2 separate regions of the Mus musculus genome follow, and region 1 is linked to region 2. Evidence: chromatin loops called from intact Hi-C (ENCODE). Cell type or tissue: heart. All regions are shown on one strand.

Region 1 (8,000 bases), 190 kb before region 2:
CCACAAACATGCACACACAAAAAGACAAAGGAAGTAAAAAAAGAGCCCAGCAAGACTGGGCATTTTAGCATGTTTCTGTTTTCATGAAGGAATAAACAGACACACATCTTTTTAAAAACCAAAGTGATGTACAAGTATTTTCTATTTTTCAAATGAATCTTACCTACTAGAAAGCCAGCGATCCCTTGCTGTTTTGAATGAGTATCCCCACCCCTGCCACATCTGCGTAAGTTTTCCAACTAAGGAAGGGAGTGGGCTCTGCTGTCTTGTGATGTGGCTTCCATTTCTCTGGCCAAATGAATCAGGAAGAGTTCCTCACAGAAGCAGTATCCTCTGGTCCCATCCAGTGGATCACAGATGGAGGTCAGGCTGTCAGAGAGCCCCACATGGTTAAGGTGCAGTTTTTTCCCACTTCAGGTCATTGAAAACTGTGCGGTGACTGGCATCCGTGTGCGGACGGACGACTTTGGAGTGCGGCGGGTGGCAGCTGTGGAGACAGAGCATGGCTCCATCCAGACACCCTGTGTGGTCAACTGTGCAGGTTGGAACGCTGTTCCCCTGACTCCCACAGCTCAGGTCCTACCCACAAAGGACGCCTTTCTTGGGTGGGAAGTCAGGGTAGGCAGGAATTCTGAGGTGCCCCGTGCCCACTCGGGTGGCAGCTGAGTGTTCTCCATTCTGCCTCCAGGAGTGTGGGCGAGCAAGGTGGGCCGCATGGCTGGAGTGAAGGTCCCGCTGGTGGCCATGCACCATGCTTACGTCGTCACTGAGCGCATCGAGGGGATCCAGGTAAGTGATGGCGCTGGCGAACTCAGGACTTCCCCTAAAACCCGAGTTTGGACACAGTCAAATGGCACAACCCTCAGCTTTAGACTCCACTTCTGGGTGCAATGGGGACCTTCTGGGTGGTGGCAGACGCTGTGAATTTGATGGTGCAGGCTACTTTGGTCACCAGGGCCTGGCTTCTCTTTGAATCTCTAGTCTGGTAATCATGGCTACCAAGCTGGGCCATAGGCATCCAGTTTGGCTTTGTTCAGTGTCCTGGGCCTGAGTTTCAGAGAAATCAAGTGTGCTAAGTCCTGACTTATGACTCTGGTTCCTGGCACACAGCACCTCTGAGAGCCTCTGCTGAGGGAGCCCCAGACCTTGTGTGCCTCCCGCTCTCCCCTCTCTTGGTCTTCTTTCCTATGTTGTTGGCTGGGACTTTTCTGGTGCCTTACCACTGATTCCTCGTTCCCCTCACCAATCATCTGAGCACATCTTCCTCTTCCCTCTTGCCTCCTCCATCAAACCCACTACTTCCCCATCACGCCTTCCACCCTCCTCTCCTCTTCCTACCTTCTTCCCCTCTCTTTTATCCTCCATCATTCTCTTTCCATCCCTCTATCCTTTAAATCTTTATCTTATGTGCACTGGTGTTTTGCTTGCATGCATGTCTGTCTGTGTGAGGATGCTCACACACTTATGAGCTGCCGTGTGGGTGCTGGGACTAGAACCCCGGTCCTGGGAAATCAGTCAGTGCTCTTAACTCTGAGCCGTCTGCAGCCCCCCTTTATTCTTTTTGCCCTCCCATCCTTTTCTCACCATTCATTTCTTTCCTTCTATCCTTCTTGCCACCCTCCCACCTTCCATTCCTCCTCTATGCCTTCTTCCATCTATGCAGCCACTCCCCCATCCCCTTGTTCATCATCCATCTTTCCATCCCTTCTTTATTGCCTTCCATCCACCCACCCATCCATGACCCATCCCTCCTCCCCATTTACCATTCCCTTCCTCTATTCCACCATCATTCACCTACTTGCTAATTCTTTCAATGGGCATCTAATCCTGTCTCCAGCCAGTACTGACTGGAGGGGCTTCATGTTCCAGACCCTGCTCCGGGTGGTGGTGGGGAGAGAGAGACCCCCCACCCCAGTTTTTGCTTGAAGAGAAAAGGGGATCCTGCAGATAAGCAAAGGAGCAACTCCCAAAGGAGCCTCGAAGGGTTCTGGAAGGGAACCCTCCCAGGGTTCAGAGGCCCAGTGTAGGGCAGAGCCTGTCCTAAAGGACCATACAAAGTCACACAACTGACTTCCCTTAGGCCAATCAAATGTGGCTGGGCATGGGCTGCCTAACATCCCTAGCCAAGACTGGAGGACCAGTTGATCTTTTGGTAGCTCCTTGGAGGAGGAGAAGGCCACACCTCAGTGGGGATTTGAGGATGATGGAGGAGGTCACAGAGCATTTGGTTTTGATTTTGATTGACATTTCAGAGATCTAAGCCATAGGTTGTGGGGTGGGGATAGCATGAGAAGCCAGATTGCTCTTGTTTAGGGCCCAGTGATGATAGTCTTAGACAACTGCACACCTCCTCTTGCCCATGCTAGAAGCCTTGTTCCTAGGGCCTGCCTCCCCCACTTTGCATGAACCTGGCTTCCTTTCCGCCTCCAAGATGTGAAGTCTGGACGTTTCACAGTGTGAATGTAGGGGATAGCACAACAAAAACCTGGGTCTGGTCGGCTCCTGTCATTGTTCCTAGAGTAACTCCCCCTGAACACACAGTATGTCCTTACTCACAGAGACACCATGCTGACCCTGTACCAAAGGTCAGAGCTGTGGGGAGAACTTATTCCTCAGGTGGCCACCAGGGGTCACTCTCTGACCATAAAGGGCCCCAGGAGCGCCAGCCTAAGCCTGAGAAGGTGTAAATGGGAGAGGGGGGCAGTGGATGTGTCCTGGGTTGAGGGTAGCCACAGGGTGTCCACTGAGGGGCACCACTCCTCACTCCTAGCTAAAGTCTCCCTCCTGGGAAACATTAGGACAGCCTGCAGGTTCATTTATCTCCCTCCCATGAATCTCAAAATCAGAGCCAAGCTGCAAGGTCCCGGAGTGCCTGTGGGTATGCATATGGATAGGGCTTCGCTGTTTTAAGACTGTGCAGGGTACAGTCTGGAGTAATGAGAGAGTTCTCAGGACCCATCCCTCCATAGAGAAGGCTCTATGAGTTTAGCCCTGCCTAGTGCTGGGGCTAGGCAGGAGGCAGAGCCAGGTCTCAGACTTGCCCACTGCTGTGGTTCCACTCTGTGCTGAGGAGAGTCCTAAGGCTGAGGGCTTTGTATCAGGTGTCTTCTTGCCCATGTTAGCTGAGGAAGCTCCCTGCATGTGCTGTAGGATATTGTCCTCCCATAATATCAGGCTCTGGCTACAGACAAGGGCTCAATCAAGGCTTGGGTGTCCATCTTCTGTGGTAGCTTTGAGAAGCTGCTCTGGTCCTAGCCAGCTCTGCTCTGACCTTCTTGTGGCCATGGGCCCGTCCCATTCAAGACATGGTTTGCCCGTTTCTTCATTTTCATCTTCCTCCCATCTGCTTCTGCCGAGTGATGGTTACCCCATGCAGATGCCAAGCCCAGGGCCGAGCCCAGGCTGTGGATTAGAAGTCCACATCTTCCCACTTAGCCTAGGAGGGTGCAGTCATTGTTCTAAGCCTCCAGGTTCCCTTTTCTTCCTTTAACATTTTTATAGCATTCATGCATTTGTGTGTGTGTGTGTGTGTGTGTGTGTGTGCATCTCTGGAGGTCAAAGAATAAGTTATGAGGTTGGTCCTTCTACCATGTGGGTACCTGAGATCAGACATGGGGTTATCAGTCTCAGTGGCAAGCTCCTTTACCCAGTGAGCCATCTCGCTGGGCCAGCTTTCTTTTCCTCTCCCACTCCTTTTCTTATTTGTGCTCAGCCTCACCGTCTGGGTCTCATGTAGCTCAGGCTACTCTTGGGCTAATTTTGTAGTCAAGGATGACCTGGAATCCCTGATCGTCTAGCACCACGACGCCCAGTCCATGCAGTGCTGGAGACAGAACTTGCTGAGGATTTCAAACGTGCTGGCAAGCAGTCTACCAACGGAGCCACAGCCTCAGCGCTGCTTCCTTTTCTGCAGCATGGGTAGTAATTGTGTATGGGGCTGTGCTGAAGCAGAGCAAGGTGATGTGGTGAGCAAATACTAGCCTCTAGCAGGAGCTCATGGGGGTAGCGATGATGATGTCCAGCAATCAGGCTGACTTCCAGGAGGAAGCAGTCAGCAGGGTTTGAAGCAGCTGGGGAAGATTTGGGGACAGAATTGGAGTGGAGCCATATTGTCCACCCGAGTAGGGTGGACTCCTGTATGGAGAGAGCAGTGGAGTTGCTGGGCAGACACATGTGTGCTGAACCTAGGAGAGGCAGTACTGAGGGGGAGGGACATCCTGCCGAGACAGGAGCATGGGCTTCCTGGCCACCAGGGGTCTCCACAATCCTGTGCTATTTTGCTCTGGGATTCCTTTATCTTTGGAGTATTAGTGCTGCTGGTCTTGGAAGGGCTGACTGTTATTATTTTAAAACAGTATTTAGTTATCGAAAATATGGCAGTGCTTCTGAAAGCAGTCCTGAACTCAGGCACTGTGAGCAGGGCCTCTTCGACGTGTTCCTGTCTGTCTCTTTCTGCTCATCTCCAGTGTAGGCGAAGGTGCCACAGTCCACCCAGAGCTGGGCCTTCCCCAGTGCATAGGGACCAGTCCTAAAGGCTGCTTGAAGCTTGTGGTCTCTCTGCTTTGCCTTCCAGAACATGCCCAATGTCCGGGATCACGATGCTTCTGTCTACCTCCGACTGCAGGGGGATGCCTTGTCTGTGGGTGGCTATGAGGCCAACCCTATCTTTTGGGAGGAGGTAAGACACCCCCCTCAAGGGTCCCATGGTGGAAAGGCAGAGGTGCCTTGGCCTCACCCAACTTGAGTGCTTCTGAGAGCTAGCACTCAGCTATACCAGAAGCCAGGGTGGGATGGTCTCCCACCTTAGCATGAGACAAAGCCGGGACTCTAGAAGAACTGAGAAATGACCTAGCCCTTTGTTGGCCAGCAGCAATGATGGACCTTCTGAGGCCCCCCCCCTGCCCCTCTGTCCCTCTCCATGGCCACAGTGGGGCCTCAGGACTGGAGGACAATCCAGATGTCCACAAACAGACTGACTAGACGGCGATTCTGGGCCAAATGCCACTTTAGTTCTGGGAAGGGTGGGGGACACTAAGATAATGGCCCCTGCCCCAAACTGTCTGGAGGTAAGGAGTCAAACAAAAGTTCACAGGGTTGAGTAGCGCAATGTGGGTGGTGACTGCACCCCAAGTCTAGTTAGTAGGTCCTAGATCGTCAAAGAGGTCGGGCTGAAGGCACAGGAGGGCTGGATGGCCAGTTGCTAAGGTTGTAGTGGCCTAGGAGTAGCTCCAGCTTGCCCCTGACATAGGATCCCCTCACCCCCTTTAGGCAGGGTCTCTCTATGAAGCTCTAACTGTCTCAGAACTCACTATGTAGACCAGGCTGACCTTAAACTCCCAGTGCCTCCCACCTGCCTTTCTTAAAATCAGAAGGGTTGCCAAAAGACCGAGCACAGGGGAGTGGTTGGGAGGGCAAGCACACGGAGGGTTTTGAGCAGTTGTGGTAGGTAACTGGGAGCTATTGGAGGCTCTACGGAAGGGTGGGCACTGTATGGTTTGAGAGAATGTGTTAAAGGCAAGAAGCTGGAGTCCAGATGGAGACCACAGAAACAGTCCAGGAAAACTAGATGGGGGATGGGCCCAGGAAGGATTGTGAGCCCACAGGTAAATCCCACTCTGTCTCATCTGATCTGCTTCCCTCCCTGGCTGGGGGCTGGAGCTGTGTCATAGGTGGGCCTGGAAGGATCAGTGCTTTTCTCCTGGCTGATTGACAGATTCTCTGTGCTTCCTTTGTAGGTGTCAGACAAATTTGCCTTTGGCCTCTTTGACCTGGACTGGGATGTGTTCACCCAGCACATTGAAGGCGCCATTAACCGTGTCCCTGTGTTGGAGAAGACGGGGATCAAGTCCACTGTCTGTGGTCCTGGTGAGTGGGGAGACTGAGCCTGGAGCAGAGGCATTCTTTAGCCAGCCTGGATGCCAGCGCCTTCCTGAGAGGGACCTGTCTCACGTTCTCTGGGTTTAGCTAGGTGGCTCTTAATTTTCCTCTCTAGAAGAAAACCCAACCTAGCAAGGGCAGCCATGTAAACCTGGGCATGAAGCCCGTCACACTCCGTCCTCCACAATGAGACTCTAGATCCCATTCGTCCCCAGAACATGGGGTTTTTGTCTGTAAAATGGGAATGTGGGATCCTGTCACCATGTGAGACAGAATAAAGACAGGAATAAGGACTCTGTCTCTAGCAAAGTGGTCACCTGGTAAAGCTCCAACTCTGCCCCCACCCCAATTGTCATTTCCCTGGCCAGGGTCCCCAGCCACTGCTCTTGGGTAGCCAGAACTCTGTAGGGTTAGAGGTAAGCTGGGCATCGAGAGATACCTGGCCAGGGGGTTCCTCTGTGGTCTCCAGGAGGCTGAGAAGAAGGTGAGTTTAGCTCTCAGACCTTTCTCTTTAGCTTATTTACAGAGTAGCCACTGTTTACAGGGCACCCCAGGCTCCATCCCACAGTGAGGATCCTAGAAAGGAGGCAATGCTGGAAAGTAGTTCATCAGACCCTGCGCCTGATAATATAGTGTGAGTTTCAGGCAGTCACACACCCTTGGGATGAGTGTGGTGCAACGGCCCAGCAGCTCCACACGCCTAGGGCCTGTGTACTTTTTCTTGCTAAAGTCAATCCTTTTCTTGGGCAAGGGGTCCCAGCCTGGCAGGGGAGACACAGGTATGCCTAGAAGAAGGAACCTGTCTTAGTTATTTTACATATTACTGTGGCAAAATGCCCCAAAAGGGCAACTTAAGGTCAAGGATACAGTCCATCATGGCAGAGAAGCCCTGGACTGAGAGCTTGAGGCGGAGCTTCAGGTTGTATCACAGTCAGGAAGCAGAGAGATGGGTGATGGAGCTCAGTCTAGGACCCCTGCCCAGGGGATGGGGCTGTCCCCGTTTACCCTGTCATGGGCATGCCTTGGAGATAACCTAATGGAGATAAGTACTCTCGGTTGAGAGGCTAGCCGCCTGGGTAATTCTAGATCCTGCCAAGGTGAGGAGAAGCAGTATCAGCCATCACAGCGCCAGTCGGTGCTGGCTTGAGGTGGAAACTACACATGGCCAGGTAGAAATGTGGCCTCAGAAGAGTCTCAGTGGTGTGTGTCCTCCCTTTAATGGGGAGAACTTGAAAGCCAAGCTCAGAAAGATGCGGGATAGCCCAAAGGGTTAGGCTGAGCAGTCCTGGGAACCCCTGGACACCACAGTGTGTGACCTGGGAGGTAGAGACAGGACACTGCTCAGCAGAGGGAGCACGGGACTGAGAAGTCACAGGCCGTGCCAAGCTGGTAGCAAAGGTTTATGGATGAAAGGGGAATCAGGAGGCTAAGGGACTTTTATGGGGCAAAGTGGCCAGTCCACCTCGGGAGAGACAAAGGGTCCTAGATGGAGGGTGGTGTGGCCTTCTGGCGAGTCCAGCCCTCACTGTCTAGGCATGTTTGGAGACTACAGAGCAGCCAGCTCAGTCTGTAATACCGGGTGCAGTCCCAGGGAGACCAGATGGAATCAGTAGCTAGCCTCCACGAGCAGGCTAAGAGCACGCCTTATCTGGGATGTGGGCGAGGGCTGTGACTCATGTCCCTGCTCAGCCAGAGAGGGACCGATGGTGAGAAAAACAGGAAGAATCCCAGGGGGCATGAATGTCCCCAGCGGCTCTCTTTGTCTAATTAGCCTGGAAACTGTCACTCCCCCATGGGGCCCTATTTTGGGGAAGTGTGCTTGCAGAGACAACTTGAGTCTGGTCTCTTAACAGTGACTGTAGGTTTAGGGGTGGGGGTGGGTAGCTCTTCTCCTTGCCAGACAGCTCAGAGTCTTGGGCCTCTGGGTTTTAGAGATGTCCCAGTCCCAGACTCTGGGGAGGTTTAGGGCAGATAGAGCTCACTGGCTTAGGCTGAGAATTCAGAGCCAAGGTGCAAGAGAGCTTCTGGGAGTTTCTCAGACTTGCCTATGTCAAAAATCTAAAGGACTCTATACCCCACACTTGCCCCCAGCTCCCACAAATCTGCTCGGGATGCCACGGGAC
Region 2 (8,000 bases):
AGCCAGCCCTGCTCCAGGTCCTGGAGGTCCAGCTGGGGTGGCAGCAACAGTTCTCTCTGTACTTGTGTGCCCATTGGTAGTGGACCCAGAGTTGACTGGATGGCTCCTTGGGGGAAGAAGCTGCTGCTGGAACACATAGCAGTGTTCATGAGGACCCACTGGCTATCCAGCCTGAGCTTCAAGTGGGTCCCCTCTGCTAAGTTCCCAGATTCAGAGTCTAGATCCCCAGCAGACAGTCACATGGAAGCCCAACACCCAGGGATGGTCCAGGGTGGAGATCTGTAGACTTTCTCTCTTGCCTTTGAAGATAGATGCTGCAAGCAAGACTCTGGAAAAAGCTCTGGCCAGAAGACCCTTCTCTGGTCACAGTGCCTTTTCTCTGCTGTAACCTTAGAGGGTGAGCCCTTGACTGACTTCAATAAGCCTGAGAGAAGGGTGCCATCAAACAGAGCTGTGGACACAACTTCTGAGCCCCCTCTCCCCAGTGCCATTCCCTAAACTCTAAGCCAAAAGGTCTTAGCCTCTTTCCTGTTACTCAAGGGTCATGAGCCCCCCCCCAGAAGGGCCAGCACCTATGATGGGGAACCCCTTAGTCAGCAGAGATGCTTAGGAAGACACAGACTGTTTCCACTGTCATTTAGGGAACAGCTGGGCACAGCTGCATCCAAGTACACTGCTCCAGCCCTGCCTGGAACACAGGGTCAGACTCCATTCCCTTCCCTTCATGGGCCCGACTCCAGCAAGCCAGGCCAGGGGACGGCGTGTCCTCAGGCTTGCCTGGCCCTATCCCAGCTTCACAAAGCAGTCCCCCAGCTTGTGGTGGGAGGACAGTTTCATCCCAACCAGAGAGACGAACGTGCATGCTTTTCTCTGAGGTCTTCTCAAACTGTGAAGATCTGACTGTAAAGCAGGGTCAGAGTGCTGGCATCATCCCAAAGGGGCTGGGGGTAGCTGGGAAGGGGCTGGGGGATAGCTGGGAAGGGCTTGGACGTAGCTAGAAATGTCACCGTGGGAATTTAAGAAAGTGGTCAAACTGTCCTTGAATCCTGATTATGCTCTACAATGGCCAGCTTTCTTCTGCATATGAACCAGGGTGAGAGGGCTGCCCTCCCACTCACACCACCAGGACACTCTCCACTCCTGATCCCTGCTCAGACTTCCCTGTAGCTCTCTGCTGGCTCCCTCCAGCCTGAAGGACCTCTAGAGGCAGAATCCTCATTGGTTCCTGTTGCTGTGTCAAACACTGTGACCAGAAGCAACCTGGGGAGAAAAGGGTTTGCTTGACTTACAGGTTACAGCCCACGTCATTGAAAACCAAGGCAGGAACTGAAGCAGAGACCACACAGTGCTATGTATAGTCTTGTTCCCCGTGACTCAGTGAGCTTTTTTATACTGGCCAGGCCCACAGGCCCATACAGCTGGGCCCTCCTATGTTAGCTGGCTACTAACAATTAAGAAAAGGCCCATGGACATGCCCACAGGCCAATCTGATGGAGGAAATTCTTCGGTTGAGTTTTCTTCTTCTCAGGTATGTCTAGGTTTGTTTCAAGTTCACAAAAATTAAACAGGACAGGACAGGCAGCTTTACCTGCTCTGTCATTCAGGTGTCAAGGTCAAACACCCACTCAGGCATCATGTACTCCCAACTGTGTGTGTATGTGTGTTCTGTGTGCACATATATGTGTGCAAACACTCTGATTCCTTCCCGGTCACATGCTCCTAGATTGCCTTGTACACACCTTTCTCTCTGCAGTCACTCATCTCAGGAGGTGTCTGCCTGCCTGACAGAACCCTAAAAGCCAGGACTCAGTATCACAGCCTCAGTTTCCCCTCCAGGTCCTCAGCCCAGATCTAGTAGTTCTCAGAATATGATGTGTGAAGAACACCCAGGTCTTAGCTGTTTGCAGCTTTGTTTATTTTGTGTCTGTGCAGATACACTTGGAGAGGCCAGAGATGGGCCCTGGGTATCTTCATTTATGGCTTGCCACCTTATTTAATTCTTAAACATGGCTCCTCACTGGACCTAGAGCTTGCTGCTTTGGCTGTCTGGCTCACCAGCAAGCCCCCAGGCTTCTGCCTCTCTCTGTCCTGCAGAAATGAGGTTATTCTTGGACCCAGCTTTTACATAGGTGGCGGGATCCAAACCCAGATCGTCAAGCTTGTGCAGCAAGCCCTGCATCTGCTGAGCCATATTTACAACCTCTTATCCAGGCTGTACCAATACTTTAAATTTCTATTTTAACTCACTAGCAACAGAGGTCAGTGGTGATGCTGGGTGAGTTCATGAACTTTCTCAGTTACCCATGTGTGGTAGAGGACTGTAGGTACACCGATAAACAAAAGACCATTGCAGCACCCTGCTGGGCTTCATGCCTGGCTCTTTGGCCACTGTGGTTCCCAATCCACTGCAGGAAACAGTCCATCTAACTTCTGAGATGGCCCTTCCTGGTGGGTTGGGCTGCCACCCGATTCTACAGCAGAGGCTTCTAAAGGGCAGGAAAGTTGGGTGCTGTGTCCAAGGTCAATAAAAAGTGACTAGAGCCTTGACAGCAGGTTCTAACATCCTTTGTCCCTCCAGGGATACACCAGTGTCCTGTTCCAGCATGGTCCCTAAACACACGGTGTCCCTGAGGTGTGGTTTCCCATGAGTACCTACCAGACACCAGCTACACATGCTTGCACACATGCTTGCTTCACATCTGTCCCCTCCCAGACCACCCAATCAGCTGGAGCAAGACAGACAGACAGACAGACAGACAGACAGACAGACAAGAGTTCCCAGGAGAGAGCCTGCCTTGCAGGGATCCATGCCCTGTACTGCAGCCAGCCACCAACACCGCACCCCAGGAATCCTTCCCGGAGGCCTGGCTGCTGCTCGCCAGCCAGAGACTGGAGAAGTCAAGGGTTTCAGCTCCTGCTGGGGGGAAGGCCAAGGCAGCTACAGCTGGGCTTCCCAGAGGCCAGGAGCTGGTTCCAGGTCAAGTCTACACCAGGCCAGCCAGCTTTGGGGGTGAAGTGGAGGAGGAGAACTCTTGCAGATGCCAGTCCTGAGCACCAGTGAGCAAACAGAAGCACGTGGCACTTCATACAGATTAGATGGAGCACTGGATCCTGGGGCTAAGGACCCTAGGTATCCAAGAGAGTGCCCTCTGCACTTCTGAAGGGCCATTTGGTATCGGGACTAGCCTTTCTCTGAGAACCTGCATGTTCTGGAGTATTAGTTAGCCGGGAAAGTGTGTGAGGCTTGCCACACTTAGATCTAGGGAGAGAGGGGTCCTTCACATGAGCCCCACCATCCAAATGCAACCAGGATGGATTCTCAAGCCAGAGTACTGCTGAGCTGCCGGCCATTCCACATAGCCAATCTGCAGCCCGGTCCCTAGGGCCTGGGGGGGGGGGGTTAACGTAGATATGGTGTCTAGACTTTTAAACAGGAGGGATGAGAGTCGAGCTGGGAGGAGCAGCACAAAGAGGGACCTATACTACTAACTAGAGAAAAGAGGGTAAAAAGAGAGATGAGCAGAAGTGCTGGCCGCCCCTGCCTGGATGCTCAGTGCTGCTCAGTCTGGGAACAGCAGTATCTCAGCAGCCTCTGTGATCAGCCAGCAGCAGAGCTCCAGGCCCAGCACAGAAGTGCCCCCTGCTGGCCACAACTCCTATAGGGCCCTGCATTGCACAGGTCATAGGAGTACAGGCCCCAGTACTGAGTATACGTGCACACAATTCACCAGCCCCTGGACACTAGGATCTCCTTAATGGGCAAGGTCCTTCCTTGACAGTACAAAGTAGACTGTGATTTTTGTTTCAGTCTATATCTAGATGAAGGGGACTCAAAAAAAAAACCAACCAAACAAACAAACAAACAAAAACAATGAGAGAGAGAGACAGAGAGACAGAGACAGAGAGACAGAGACAGATAGCCAAGACAGCATCTCCATGGGAGAATCCCCATGATATGATGCATTAGTGTAGTCAGCCCATCTTTAATGCTAGGATACTATGTCCAATTGGCACCACTCAAACAGCACCCTGGGAAACTGGCTGAAGGGAAAGTGCCAGTCAGCTGTGTGTGCAGGCTGTTGCCCTGGTGGATGAAGAGCTAGGCTATGTCTCACTGTGGAGGCTGGATCCCCAGCTTTCAATTCTGCTTACAGTGAGGTCTATGACTGGAGAGAGGAGACAGAACGTGAGGAAATCAGGTGGAAAGGGGCGCCAGTGTGGAGTGCACCCATGAGACCAAATGCAAAAGGGCTCAGCACTGTATGAACCGTAACCACTGCTAGCCGGCTAGGGCTAGGATGTGCTGCTCTTAGACCACGAGAGTCACTCCAACCACCACCTCCACCCCCAGCAGCTTCCAGCAGTGAGGGCATTTGGAGTCTGTTTCTCATCTCAGTTTGCTGGTAAGAGGACAGCTGCAGGGGCAGATCCTGCCTGGATACAGGGTAAGGAAGAAGGCCTCAAGCCCATCCCAGCTGGGTTCTGGAGCTTTCCAGCATCTACCTGGTTCACCCTCTGTAAGGCCAATCCTACCCAGAGGCAAAAAACAGAGCCTTCACTCCCAGAGCAAACCCTGGCCTCCCTTGCGAAACAGTTTCCAGGACTGCGGCCAAATCCTGGGCACCCCAGGGTCCTTTGCTGTAGGTGGGAGGCAATGTCCCCTGCTGGTACAGGACAAAGGACAATAGGGGCAGAAAGGTCACATCACAGTCATAAACAGACAGCCTTGACCACCTCTGCCTCTCCAACCACACACACTCCCTCCCTGGGGAGGTAGTGTGTCCACCTCTGCTCCCCTGAGGTGCCCTCAGGCCTCCCGACAGAACTTTTTGGGGCATCATCTAAACTGTCAGCAAAACAAGATGAAAATTTATTAATTGCTTTTGGCTAGGAGTCCACAGGCCAGCTCCAGCCAAAAATAACTCAAAGGAAGTGTGCCAGGCCACCTGCGGCCCCAGGGGCTCCAACTGGGCTCAGTCTGAACAAGGAGCAGGCAGGGTCTTGACCTGACCCTGACGTTGGCTGGTCAGGACGGCAGGAGACTGGTGAATACTCAAGGGAGGGACAGGGCAGAGCAGTGGCACTGTGGCTTAGCCCACTTCTGGCCAGAAGTACCCAGCTATCCAAAAAACGTAATGTCATTCTTGAGCAAGAAAAGCAGCCGTGGCTACGTAGTGGCCACAGAGCTGGCGGCACCCTGGGGAGGGTGTTAGCCACAAGGAGGTGGGTGCCCGCCGGGCAGGACAGGTACAGGTATCAGCTAAGACTCTGCAGGCTTAGTCGTATAGATGAGGAGACAGAGGTTGTAGAGGGCAAGTCGCACTGGGAGGGTTCGATCCCGGGTTACCCCAGGAACAAACAGGAGCTGCTCTTAGGAGCCTAGGTATAGAAATGGATGGGGCAGTGGAGGGGACAAAGCAGCTTCCCCTGTTCCCTCTTCCTGCCCCTATGTAAGATGTTCCTAACACCTATGAGTGGGTTGGAGTCCTATAAATGTGTCAGGAATGGAGGGGACATACAGGAAAACAGGGGTCTCCCAGAACATGGCTCCCAAGGACGTCTGCCTTTCAAGGATGAGCAGTCACCCGGCCCGGGACACCGGCCTCTGCACAGGTGCCCAGCTGTAGTCTGTGTGCTGATCCCTTTTCTTGCCCCATCTGTTACCCCGCCCCTTTTTCCCCATAGCTGGTGATCCTCCAGCACTGTGAGTTGACCTTGAAGAACCTTACAGGAGGCTAGAAAGAAGATGAGGAGTAGCCAGGGGTCCCAGGGCTGTCCCAGGCACTTGGTAGCATATGGGTGGATGACCTGGCACTGCTCATCACTGCCACAAGGATGGTCTCAGCTTCCTACCCTGGGCTGCCTTTCCCCTCCTCATCCCTGTCTTTCCCCTCTCAGATGATTGCTGGCCTATCTAAGAAAGGCAGCCAGGCAGTAGCACCATCCAACTGTCCTGAGAGCCACCTCTGCCTGCCTCTGAAGACAGCAACACTATGTCTCCCCCTTCCCTCAGGATACATAGGTGATGCAGCGAGGGTTACTGGGCTCTGGAGCATACCACACGCACCTCACAGTGCTTAAAACCCTTTATCCCAAGTGAGAAGAAAGTCAACAGCCCCAGTTTATCTGATAGAAAGCCCAGGATTTTTCTATCTATAGCCTAGTGGCAACCCTGCCCAGAACCTGTGTCCACTTAATAAGTGGAAAAGGTCACAGCAGTGTTGAGTGTCCACCTGCTTCCAGCTACTCTCTTCCATAACAACAGAAAGCCATGTCTGCCCCAAGGAGGCACTGGTCTTGCGCCTGTGAGCCCCTTGCACTCTCCCTGTAAGTGTTCCCATGTCTGACCTGGCTCATAGGCAGTTTTACTCCAGCTCTTGAGAACACTCCTTCCCACCCCTTCACCCCTGCTGCTACCGTAGTACAAACACCACACGGATAAATGCATACACATGTATAATTATCCTCATGCATACATAAATACAGATGTACATAGACAAACATTCATATCCACGTGTGTATCCATACACTGTCTCTCTATAAGCCTCTGGAGGAAAACTCCAACCAGCACCACTCCTGGATTCTCTCACATGCCTGGTAAAGTCCCCAAGTCCATCCTGTGCAACAGCCAACTCACCCAAAGCACATATTTTCCTAAGCTCAGGCATCTGGCTGCCCAGTGCTCCCTGGTGCTCCCTGGAGGTGCTCCCTGGAGGTGCTCCCTGAAGACAGGCAGGAAAAAAACCTGAGGCAGAACCACAATGTTTACAGAATGGGCCACTGAATTCTATAAAACAATATTTTCCTTGCAGATGCAATTTCTTCCTGGCCTGCATTCTCCCCAGGTACTTTGTGCTGATGGGCTGGGCACTGAGAATCCAGGAATGGGGCCAGACAGAGCGAGCTGGCCACTGGAGACCTGGAAACCACAGGGCATTTTCATGAGTCCTATTTAACAATGCATGCACTTGCCCTGGCCTGCATGGGTAGCTTGTTGGCACTGGAACTGTGGTAGAACCTGGATTTCAGGCAGGCAAGCCTGGAAGAGCTTCTGTCCACGGCCCAGCTCTCCTGAGCTCCCCGAAGCCTGCAGTCGTCACGATTTCCAGGATGCTGCTGCCATCCATGCCTGACAGAAAGGACAGCGGTGAGCGCAGTCGTCGAGGGAAAGGGCACTGATGTTCTAGCTTCGCGTCTGGTCAGCTTCACAGGTGGGCAGGTGTCAGGAGGGAAGAGGGGCTTGGGGTCACACCAGATAGAAAGTGACAACTTGTGCTAAATTCCAAAGAGGTCAGACTTGTTCACTAACCAGCTGCACCCAAAGGCACAAGAGTAGAAACCCAGAGAACAAGAGGGACCAGGTGTCTGGCTTCAGCTTCTCTCCTCCAGCAGGGATAAATAGGGGTAAGAGAAGAAGGTCAGAGGCTGCGGGAGCCATACTTAAGGCCCTGCTACTTCTCATGCTCAGAGCCTCACTGTGGAGGTCTACCCCACAGCGGCCCACTGAGAGTCCCACTTTCCTCTTTGCTTGGACACCCTGGCCCCCCGCATGCCGCCTCCTATCCAGCTGGTGGGAAAGCATCATCCAACTCTCTACCAGCCAAAGTGCCTGTCACCATTGCTTCAAGGACTACACCTATACTCCTCCAAGACTCTGAGGCCACCTAAAGCTCCTGCTCACTTCTCATATTGCCTGAGACTACAGGACCCAAGTGTTGGACTAAGACTGCTGTCAACCTGGAGCAGAGGGCTTTGTCCCCAGTGGGGCACACAGTCATGTGCTTCACATTCCCAGGAGGGAGCAGCGCCCTCTACTGGGACCCTGGCATGGGCACAGAATAGTTCAGAAACCAGAGCTCAGACCCATCTTCACTCCTCCCCTCCAAGACCCCAAGTTCCTGGAAGGAAGGTTGGCATCTGGAGAACATAAACACCCCACTGTCTGAGGCAGCTCTCCTGGAGACACCCCAGAGCCTCCTGACAGTCTCTGGCCACCAGCC

What was found. Hi-C counts contacts between places; a loop is a spot of excess contacts. Peaks named below come from ENCODE experiments on the same cell type or tissue, not always from the same donor. Only the 100,000 strongest peaks of a DNase experiment are listed, where the experiment ranks them.
Region 1: it touches region 2 in a loop (7-fold over the local background); 40 of 42 quality-filtered maps call a loop at or near these places.

The regions. Positions count from the first base shown.
Region 1 is chr2:27,232,156-27,240,155 of GRCm38, reverse strand. It overlaps Sardh (sarcosine dehydrogenase), which reads left to right. Exons shown (of 21, transcript NM_138665.2): 5 at 418-541; 6 at 689-789; 7 at 4,574-4,678; 8 at 5,736-5,865. Among named protein-coding and RNA genes, the nearest start is that of Sardh, 11 kb to the left of the region's middle. In heart, CTCF peaks have their summits at 2,623 (motif pointing right) and 4,241 (motif pointing right); DNase peaks (open chromatin) are centred at 2,621, 4,215 and 7,535; H3K27ac peaks cover 3,139 bases; H3K27me3 peaks cover 1,088 bases.
Region 2 is chr2:27,039,298-27,047,297 of GRCm38, reverse strand. It overlaps Gm13398 (a long non-coding RNA gene), which reads right to left. Exons shown (of 3, transcript XR_374184.2): 3 at 6,440-8,000. Among named protein-coding and RNA genes, the nearest start is that of Gm13398, 6.6 kb to the right of the region's middle. In heart, CTCF peaks have their summits at 3,646 (motif pointing left) and 7,810 (motif pointing left); DNase peaks (open chromatin) are centred at 727, 2,497, 2,877, 3,607 and 1 weaker place; H3K27ac peaks cover 910 bases; H3K27me3 peaks cover 2,013 bases.